Regions from separate parts of the Homo sapiens genome. Here regions 1 and 2 are each linked to region 3. A link is a contact called in ENCODE Hi-C or POLR2A ChIA-PET data. All regions are on one chromosome and are shown on one strand. Each heading gives the region's core, a stretch centred on a gene start or an enhancer-like site at or near the end of the contact. The rest is flanking DNA. Distances are from core to core; before and after follow the strand shown.

Region 1 (2,867 bases), core at 272-2,771, 2.2 Mb before region 3:
CCAAGCTAGATTTTTACACCCAGCCAGGATATCAGGTAAAGCCACTAGCAGAGACACAATGAGTCCAAAAATTCACCCCACGTAGCTCAGGAAGTCATTAAAAAGGTGTCCATCCCCTGAAACCAAAACACAGGAGTAAGCTGAAGAGAACAAGAACCGGGTCCGCCATAGCAGGGACAGCAGGCAGGCGGCCGCGAACCAGATCCACTCCACCGGGCGGAGGTTTCAGGGATCCAGGTCCCTGGAAGCTGGGCAAGGGAAACCCAAGGCTGTAAGCAGTCAAGGCCCTGACCCGGCATGAACATCACTGACAGTCGTGATGTCAGCACAGATGACTGAGCCAAATGCCAATGTGACCAGCTATGGGGAGACACAGGGAAACACAAGGTAAACAGAACTCGGGAGTGTCACCACAAGCTGTCACTCAGAAACACAGCTCTGCCACCAGGCGGGGCCCCTGAACCCCTTGTCCCTGCGGAGGGAGAAGGGTCACCAGATGGCCCACTTGGGAGGTGCCCACCTAGAGACGCCTCTGCTCTGATATGGTGGGCTGGCCCCCAGGCCTCCCCTGGATGAGTCGCTGACCCATCCCTGGGTGTTGAGCCAAGCCCTCCTCTGGGTGCCCTCCCCCGGGTGCTGGGCCCTGGGTGAGCTTCCCCTGGGTGTCCATCCCAAGTGGAATCTCCTGGGTGCCTGACCCTGAGTGCCAGTCGCTGGCCCACCCACCCTTGAGCTTCCACCCCATCCCGGCCCTCCCCGGGTGCCCACCCCCCACGCCCTCTGCAGGCCCCGGGCGCCCGCCCTGTCCCTGGGTGCCGGTCCCTGGCCACTCCCCTGGGTGCCCGCCCCCGAGCGCCCTCCCAGCACGCGCTCACCCGTACAAGATGACGTCATAGAGCGTCCGGCCCTGCACGTTCAGGAAGTGGGCGTAGCCCGCGCGCGCAGCAGGCGGGGCCCCCGCGGCCGCAGGACTCGGAAGCGGCAGTTCATTGGTCAGCAGCCCTAGCAGGAAGGGCGCCGCGTCGGGGCCACGCACGCGCAGCAGGGTGCGCCCGTCCAGCCGGAAGCAGGCCCAGGCCGCTCCGGCCGTTGGGTCGCCACCAGGACTGCAGGAGCTGTGGGCCAGGCGGCACCTTGGGGCCGCGCGCAGCCGCCAGCGCCAGACCGGGCCGCCGCGCCCCGGAGTGGCGCCTCGAAGCAGCGCCGCGGTCGCCATCTTGGACAAGAGTGGGGCAGCGGGAAGGGCCCAAGGAAGCGGGAGGGGCGGGTGCCACAGCGGCCCCTGGCGGTGGCCGCCGGAGGGAGGCGGGAAGGGGCGGGCGCAGAGTGCGTGCGTGAGGGGTGAACGGAACGTGCGTGCCTGAGGGGCGGAGCAGCGCCGGTTGAGGCCGACTGAGAGTGCGTGCGTGAGGAGCAGGGCCTCCCGAGCTGGAAGGGGCGGGCGGGGCGAGCGTGCCTGCTGGGTGGGTGGGGCATGCGTGTGGGGCGGAGCATCGTGCGCGGGGTGTGTTTCGGGGCGGGGACTCGGCCTATCCGTCAGCACGCAGGCTCCACCCTCGGTAGGTAACGAGGTTTCTGCCGGCCTCTTAAGCGCCATCCCATGTCCCATTCGGTGGCCTTCCTCGTTTTCACCCACCCATGTCGGGCACCGTCACTCATCTCGAGAACCTCTTCATCCTCCCAACCTGAAACTCCCTGTTAAACACCCACTCCCGAGGCCCTGGAGCTCCCATTGTACCTTCTGGCTCCATGAGCGTGCCTCCTCTAGGGACCTCACAGGAGCAGAATCCTACGGGATTTGTCGTTTGCGACGGCTTATTTCACTCAGCATAGTATTCTCAAAGTCCATCCACGGTCTAGCATGTATCAGCATTTTATTTTTATTTTTATTTTTATTTTTATTTTTTGTAAAGACAGGGTCTTGGTTATGTTGCCCAGGCTGGCCTCAAGCTCCAGAGCTCAGGCAGTCCTCCCTCCTCAGCCTCTTGAGTAGCTGGAACTACAGGCGCTAGCCACCACACCAGCTAATTTTTGTATTTTTTTTGTAGAAATGGTCTCCCCATGTTGTCCAGGCTGGTCTCAAACTCCTAGGCTCAAGCGATTCACCGGCTTTGGCCTCCCAAAGTGCTGGGATTACAGGCGTGAGCTACCGCACCCGGCCGCTTCCTCTTTCCTACCAGTTCGCCAGCGTCCACGTGTGGCTGTTGTGTCATTTTTTTCATTTGCTGGACCATTGGGACTTCAGCTGCAGGTGGCAGGAGGCTCCATCCCCAAGTGTCTCCACGGATAAGGACAGGCACCATCCAGCCCACAACCCCTCCGCACCCCTAATCAGTGTGACATGATGAGACACAATCACAGCTTCAAATCACATCCTTGGTAACTTCTGCTTTTTTCAGGCCAGGGTCACCCCCATCATGTGTCTATAGTCCTCTTCAGTGCAGGATTCCAAGCTCCCCTGGAGCCCAGCCTGTCCTCCCACAGGACGTCCTTCCAGACCACAGGACGTCCTTCCAATAACTCTCGTCCTCTCTTCACAGCTGAACTCACAGAGGACAATTTAGGCAGGAACCACACACTGCTATGACATATCCACCCCACCGTGCTTTCTCGAGGAGTGATGTCCCATACCCCCTGCTGAGCAGCCCTGTACAGTGGCCACTTTCCCTGGTAGTAGGTGACACATCTACAAGGTGGCCCCAGCAGCCTTCAGCCCTAGAGTCTGACTGCCCTGGTCCAAGCCATCCCTGCCTTGCTGGCCTCCTGGGGCCCATGCACCCTGTTGACATTCCCCTCTCCACTGCCCTCCACTCAAAGCACCAAAGAAGACTTACTCAATGTGTCCTTATGGTGCAGAGTCCCAGCAA
Region 2 (2,823 bases), core at 115-2,614, 2.0 Mb after region 3:
TATCTGGTTTAGGAAGTTTACATTTTCTTTATCTGGTGATCTTCTAGTCAAAGGACAACCCAGTCAAATCTAACATCTCAATATCTTGAATTCACTTCCATCTCCTTTATAAAGACAGATCATTTATTCATGGTAACTGTGGCTGACGCAGAAATATCCAAAGTAATTATACCACTCCTTTACCTACTTACTCTTTTAAACAACATAGTACTGTATTCTAGAAAGTGATACAAAAATATAGTTAATCTACATGAATCATCTCCCAATTTTACTTAAAAATATTTCTGGTTCCTTTATTACCAAATGAAGCCCATTCTACCTTCAGTAATATGCTGTATACCAAACACACATTTTAACCTAACAGCTTAAATTTTAAGATATTTCCCTGTTTAAAAAAAAAATCAGTTCAACAACTTAATTACTTATTGACTTGCTAAGACAAATGAAGATTTGTATTTTACACACATAAGGAATGTTTATAAAGCTTCTTTTCTTCTCTGGCCTATGAAATTCTGTATGTCCATACATGGTCAAATACAAAGAAGTCAGCGACATATGGAAGAGATCCAGAAAACATAACTGCAAACTAGTGCCATTCACAGGATCCAACTGGACCCTATCATCTGCTTTTACAAGTATCCTCATGGGATCCATGGAAAACAAATTAGTTCGAGTCCAAGAATTTCAAACTTTTCTTAACAAATCTATTCCAAATGGCCACTTTCCCGTGCACTTTCCTTAAGCAGGCCACATCAACATCTTTTATGGCATCACTCAGGGTTCTCTAAGATTAGCTGCATAATTTAATACCAAAAAAATGAATCAAGAACATTGTCAAATGTTTTTCCCTGAAAAATAAATAAAACTAAAACTATCGTCTATGAATCATCTATGTATAATTCATCTATTGAGACCTCTTTTGGCATCCGAGATTCCAGAAATCAAAGGTACTCATTTTCTAATACTGAGTGTATACAGTATACAAGAGTATTAGTATACTGAGTTTTCAGTTTTACAATCTGAGGAAAAAAAGTCAAACAATGTTGATTATACAGCTTCATATACACTAACCTTTTCTAACTTAATGTTTATACGCCATTTATTAAGGTAAATTAAGAAGTTATTTAATTAAGCATATAACATTTTGAAGAGAGGGTTAAAATTTTCTGTCAAGAGCTTACCTCTACCTACACTTGCTCAAGAGGTAGCATTACAGCCAAAACTCTGAAGACATTGGAATGGCCTGAGATACTCCACTTAGCTCAAACACAAAAACTATCTATTTCCCTTATTTATTGGCTCAAAAGATGAATATCATCTTAAATGTTTCATCGTGTTCCACAAGACAATGAAAGAGGAAGTAACCAATAGTAGAACAGTTATGCCTGAAGAATACTTCCTTCTCACGAAGACCCAGGACTACTTTACTGAGAAGAAAGTTGATCCCAAAACTCTAATTTGGCTTTCTATTCTGAACCTCTCCACTCCTCATATCCCTGTCTCCTTACTGAGACCTCAAATCCCTTGCCCCTCTCATTTTCTATTAGCAACCTCCTTCCCAAAACCTTTATTTCTTTCCCTTTCCAACTCAAATCCCATTCTGGATTAACCCCTCTTTCTATTCCTATACCATAAAATTCATGACCTTCAACCTCAAAAAGAATTTCTCTGCTAATATTACTCTTATGTGCTCCTTAGTCTCATGCCTCTCCCATTTCCTAATAGGCTCTTCCCAAGCCCGTGCCTGTCACAATGCTCAGTGAAGTACCTCACATCACCACTTAAAAATGAGACCATTCCCAGTCTGTCTGAATCAGCACTGTACCTTCCATGGTACAGTGTGTGTGAAATTTATCTTTTTCCTAAAGCTAATTTCTCAATCTATTCTAGGGAACTGATTAATTTCCATTTTAGATTCATCTTGACAACCGTTTACACTATTTCCCCTATATCTTCAAGACTACTGGGCTTGGTAAAGAGCCAGCCAACTATTAAAAAGATTACATTCTCATTTTCTAACTATATTCAGGCTTCTTGAATGACTCTGACCCTGTCCATAATATGGCATGTTCTTTCCTAACTGGGCACAAGAGTTTAGATTATCTTCAGCTAGTTTTCAGTATATAAAGGAATACACCTCTATGGTTCAATCAGGAAAGAGGACTTCTACAGGATTCTACTAAGGATCAATCTGGTTCTCAAATGTTACAGGTCTTCTTTTTGGTACAGAAAAGATATTTAACAGTGGTGCACAGGCCTGTCTTAAAAATCCTACTAGAGATATTCTCTAGTACCTCCATTACCCCTTTGTTTTCAAGATAAAGAGAGTTTCCGGGAAGATATTCACAACAGAAGAGGATATTTTTGAAGTGTTACTTTAAAGGAAGGTAAAATGGGTTTAGGCAATTTATTTTGAAGCTAAGCCAATGTAAGAATTCTAAAATAAATTGAGGGCATGTCACATCTTTAACAGATGCTCACCTGGGGAGAAAATGTCTGCAATATCTAAAATGTAGGGGATTATTAGATTTTTCAAACTCCTATAAATCAGCAAGAAAATGACAGAAAATATTAAGATTACCAAAAGACTTTAATGAAATCTGAACAGTTATTGAGTACAAGACATGTTCAACCTCACTAGAAATCAAATAAAATAAACTCAAATACCTTTATATCTTTATGCACACACAACAGCAATGAGTGCCTAAGTCTACTAAGACATGCACAAGAATGTTCCCGTTAGTAAAAAACTGAAAACCCAAAGGCTTATCTACAATAAATAATAAAGGATATACTTTATACATTCACACAATGGAGTATTAT
Region 3 (3,046 bases), core at 524-3,023:
AAAATTATTTATTTATTTGAAATAGTCATTTTTGATCACCAGAAGGAAGAAATCACAAATAAAAAAAGAAGAGGCTTAAGGCTCAGATCTGTAGATTACTTTTTCAGGAACCTGGAGGACAGAGAGCTGGGGAGCAGACTGCAGAGGGACTTGAGGTTTCTGGAGTTTGGACGGCTTACATGTAACCTGGCGACACCTTCACGCCCCAGGGTTGCCATGGCACCACCTTTCCGAAATACTGCTTCCTAGGTACAATATATCTTTTTTTTCTGAAACGGAGACTCTCTCTGTCGCCCAGGCTGGAGTGCGATGGCACGATCTCAGCTCACTGCAACCTCTGCCTCCCGGGTTCAAGCGATTCTCCTGCCTCAGCCTCCTGAATAGCTGGGATTACAGACGCGCACCACCACGCCCGGCTAATTATTGTATTTTTAGTAGAGATGGGGTTTCACCATGTTGGTGAGGCTGGTTTCGAACTCCTGACCTCGAGATCCGCCCGCCTCAGTCTCCCAAAGTGCTGGATTACAGGCATGAGCCACCGCGCCCGGCCAGTACAATCTATCTTTATTATTTTTTTTTTTGTAATTTTTATTTATCTACTGGCATCCCCATGGAGGCCCTTTCTCTCCCCAACTTTCCCTCGTGTGTGAAATAAAGACCACTGAATCTATTAACTTCCCAGGCCTTGAAATTCCATTTTCGCACATACTGCCACCGCTAAACGATTTCTGAATTTTTTGTTGTTACCCCCTCAGCTAGGAGTTCCATTTGCCAAGCATTTTAACAGCAGAGAAGGCAATTCTGTGGGCCGATGCATTTGTGTTTAGCAGGCACAGATATCTCCAAATAACCTTCCTATCTTCACACTGGTGGCTTTTGAATTGTTCAGGGTTTTAGAAATACCATAATCTCATTCTGTTAAATATTAAGGGACTCTTTCGGATTCCCTGAGCCTTAAGGTTACGTTATGCAAATCTGTCCGAGTGTGTTTCCATGGTGCAGAATAAAAGTTATGGTAGGGTTTTTTGAAGCAGCATGACTATAAACGTCACTCCTGTCACTGCCTTTCACAAGAGCCCACTTGCTGTGAAATATTTTGAAAACAGAGCTGAAGTGGAGATAACGCAGTGCACAAACAGGCGGAAATAAGAATAAACCGTGCGTGGCAGGCAGAAACCCGGAGGTTGGCTGTTTCTGGAGGGGAAGAGAAGGCTCTGTAAAGCTGGAGGAGAAACCACGCCGGCCACTGTTTAGGGGCCTCCTGGGGGTCGTTTCCCTTGCCCCCTCGGGTTGGGGAGCTCCTCTAGGCCAAGGAAGCGGCCCCCTAAAACCGCTTCCGGGACTGCAGCTTCTCTCCCCACACTCTCAAGGAGCAGAGCCTTCTCGGGCCACAATTCTCCGCGACCCAAAAATAACTACACAGATGTGAGGAAAAGGGCCAAAGCCTACAGCACAAGGTGGTTCTCAGTTAAAGCCTTATCGCTTACGGCCAGGAAGCTCGAAACCTAACCCAGCGCCAGCCTTTTATAGCCGGTCCCTCGAGCCCCGCCCTAGCAACTTCTCCTAGCAACGCCTCGCCCCGTGCTCTGCCGCCTTATCTGCCTCCGCCAGGCCTTTCCTGTTCCCCTCCCCCAGCCCGCACCGCCCCGCCGCCCGGCTCACTTGACCCGCCCCAGGGGAGGGGAGGGGTGAACGGAAGCGTGAGGGGCGGGGCGTTGGAAGATGCTCGCGTCATCAAGAGGCGCCGGGCGAGTTGCGGCGCCTGGTGTCTCAGAGAGGCTTGAGGTTCGGGTAGTCGGTGACATGGCGGAGGCCGCGGCGCTGGTGTGGATTCGCGGCCCTGGCTTCGGGTGCAAGGCGGTGCGGTGTGCCTCGGGTCGGTGCACCGTCCGGGATTTTATCCACCGGCACTGCCAAGATCAGGTGAGGATTTCGGTTCCTGTTAGGAAGGAGAAAGAGGCAGACAGGTGGCAGCGCTGGGTGCGGAGTAGGTCTGTCCGGGGCGGGGGTACGTTTATTCTCTGGGGTTTTCACTCGTTGAGGCTGAGAGTTCCTCAGTGTTAAGGTGCTTCGAATTGTTACTGAGACCTTCCTTTGCTTTTCTTTTGTGGTGGTGGTTTTGCCTTCCCACCAAGAGGGAGAAAAAAACTGTTACAGGCACTTAGTCCCGCTCACAGTTACAAATACTTTGTTTCTCTTTCTTTATCCGTAAATATAATGGTCTTCTGGCAGTTGGGCCGGCTGATTTTTAAGGCTCCAGTCTTCACCTTCTTACTATGGTTATGTGACGTGTATTTTGTCCACTCATCACACAGCCTTGTTAGCCCCAGCCTAGAGAAGTATGTCATATCCAAACCCAGGCCAAAGGATGATTGGGAAGGAAAATTGATTCTTCTGGTCAGTCGTTGTGACCAAGCATTCACACGTGTGTCCTGTTGAGGGCCTGGGTTCTTAGGGCCTGTTACGTAGAAGTGTTCACTATTAATTTGATGGTCTCATTTGTCCGTGCATATTTGTGAAAACCTACCAGGGACTTCCAGAGTTACACGTGAGCTTTTACTGAACTTTCAAGTAAGTAAGCTTTTACCAGCTATAAGATATTAAACCTGTTCAGTTGTCAAAAGAATTTAGTGGTTTCCCTGAATCTAATTTTAATGTTGGCACTTGATCTAGAACTCTGTTCTTTCCGCACCTCATCCGTGCTTTCCTCGGCTATTTCCTCTGCTTACTATTTATAAGCTTAACAAATGTTAACACTGCAGTCTAGACCAAAATTTTAAGAGACTTGGATCGATTCCGTGAAGAAGCAATGTGTGTTTGCAAATAATACGGTTTTTCACTTTCCATGTTTTCCTTCCTGCTCTGTAATCCAGTCTAAAAACTGTAAGCACAACTGTTTTTGACCATGAAAATAATTGCATTCTAATTCCTTTGAAAATAATTCTTATTTCATGAGTACAGTGTTCTTTTCTCCCCCTCCCCCACCCCCGACGGAGTTTGACTCCCGTTGCCCGGGCTGGAGTGCAATGGCGTGATCTCGGCCCAC

What was found. A loop is a pair of places that touch in the nucleus more often than their neighbours do. ChIA-PET counts read pairs that join two places held with the same protein, here RNA polymerase II (POLR2A). Pooled maps may share reads with other maps.
Region 1: a map of naive thymus-derived CD4-positive, alpha-beta T cell shows a loop between it and region 3 (10-fold over the local background). The contact joins the promoter of IBA57-DT here to the promoter of SDE2 in region 3. A Hi-C loop is called at or near these places in 1 of 168 maps with a recorded cell type or tissue (naive thymus-derived CD4-positive, alpha-beta T cell), 1 of 37 single-sample maps with no recorded cell type and 9 of 50 pooled maps.
Region 2: a loop to region 3 is called in a map of CD4-positive, alpha-beta memory T cell, with 14 times the contacts of the local background. The contact joins the enhancer-like site here to the promoter of SDE2 in region 3. A Hi-C loop is called at or near these places in 1 of 168 maps with a recorded cell type or tissue (CD4-positive, alpha-beta memory T cell) and 8 of 50 pooled maps. POLR2A ChIA-PET finds 5 or more read pairs at or near these places in 1 of 52 experiments (RWPE1).

The regions. Positions count from the first base shown.
Region 1 is chr1:228,164,166-228,167,032 of GRCh38, reverse strand. IBA57-DT (IBA57 divergent transcript) reads left to right here and starts at 1,521. Exons shown (of 2, transcript NR_103540.1): 1 at 1,521-1,559; 2 at 2,541-2,867. IBA57 (iron-sulfur cluster assembly factor IBA57) reads right to left here and starts at 1,229. Exons shown (of 3, transcript NM_001010867.4): 1 at 876-1,229. The coding sequence starts at 1,216. LOC124904534 (a long non-coding RNA gene) reads right to left here. Exons shown (of 2, transcript XR_007066913.1): 2 at 1,851-2,867. RefSeq lists a silencer at 598-1,637 and an enhancer at 742-1,644.
Region 2 is chr1:223,997,817-224,000,639 of GRCh38, reverse strand. It overlaps the pseudogene SEPTIN7P13. Among named protein-coding and RNA genes, the nearest start is that of FBXO28, 110 kb to the left of the region's middle. Within about 2 kb of position 1,364, at least 3 of the 41 ENCODE cell types and tissues checked have a DNase peak (open chromatin) inside an H3K27ac peak, as active enhancers do.
Region 3 is chr1:225,998,070-226,001,115 of GRCh38, reverse strand. It overlaps SDE2 (spliceosome associated SDE2), which reads left to right and starts at 1,773. Exons shown (of 7, transcript NM_152608.4): 1 at 1,773-1,923. The coding sequence starts at 1,804. RefSeq lists enhancers at 889-938, 1,019-1,118, 1,139-1,288, 1,809-1,918 and a silencer at 1,469-1,748.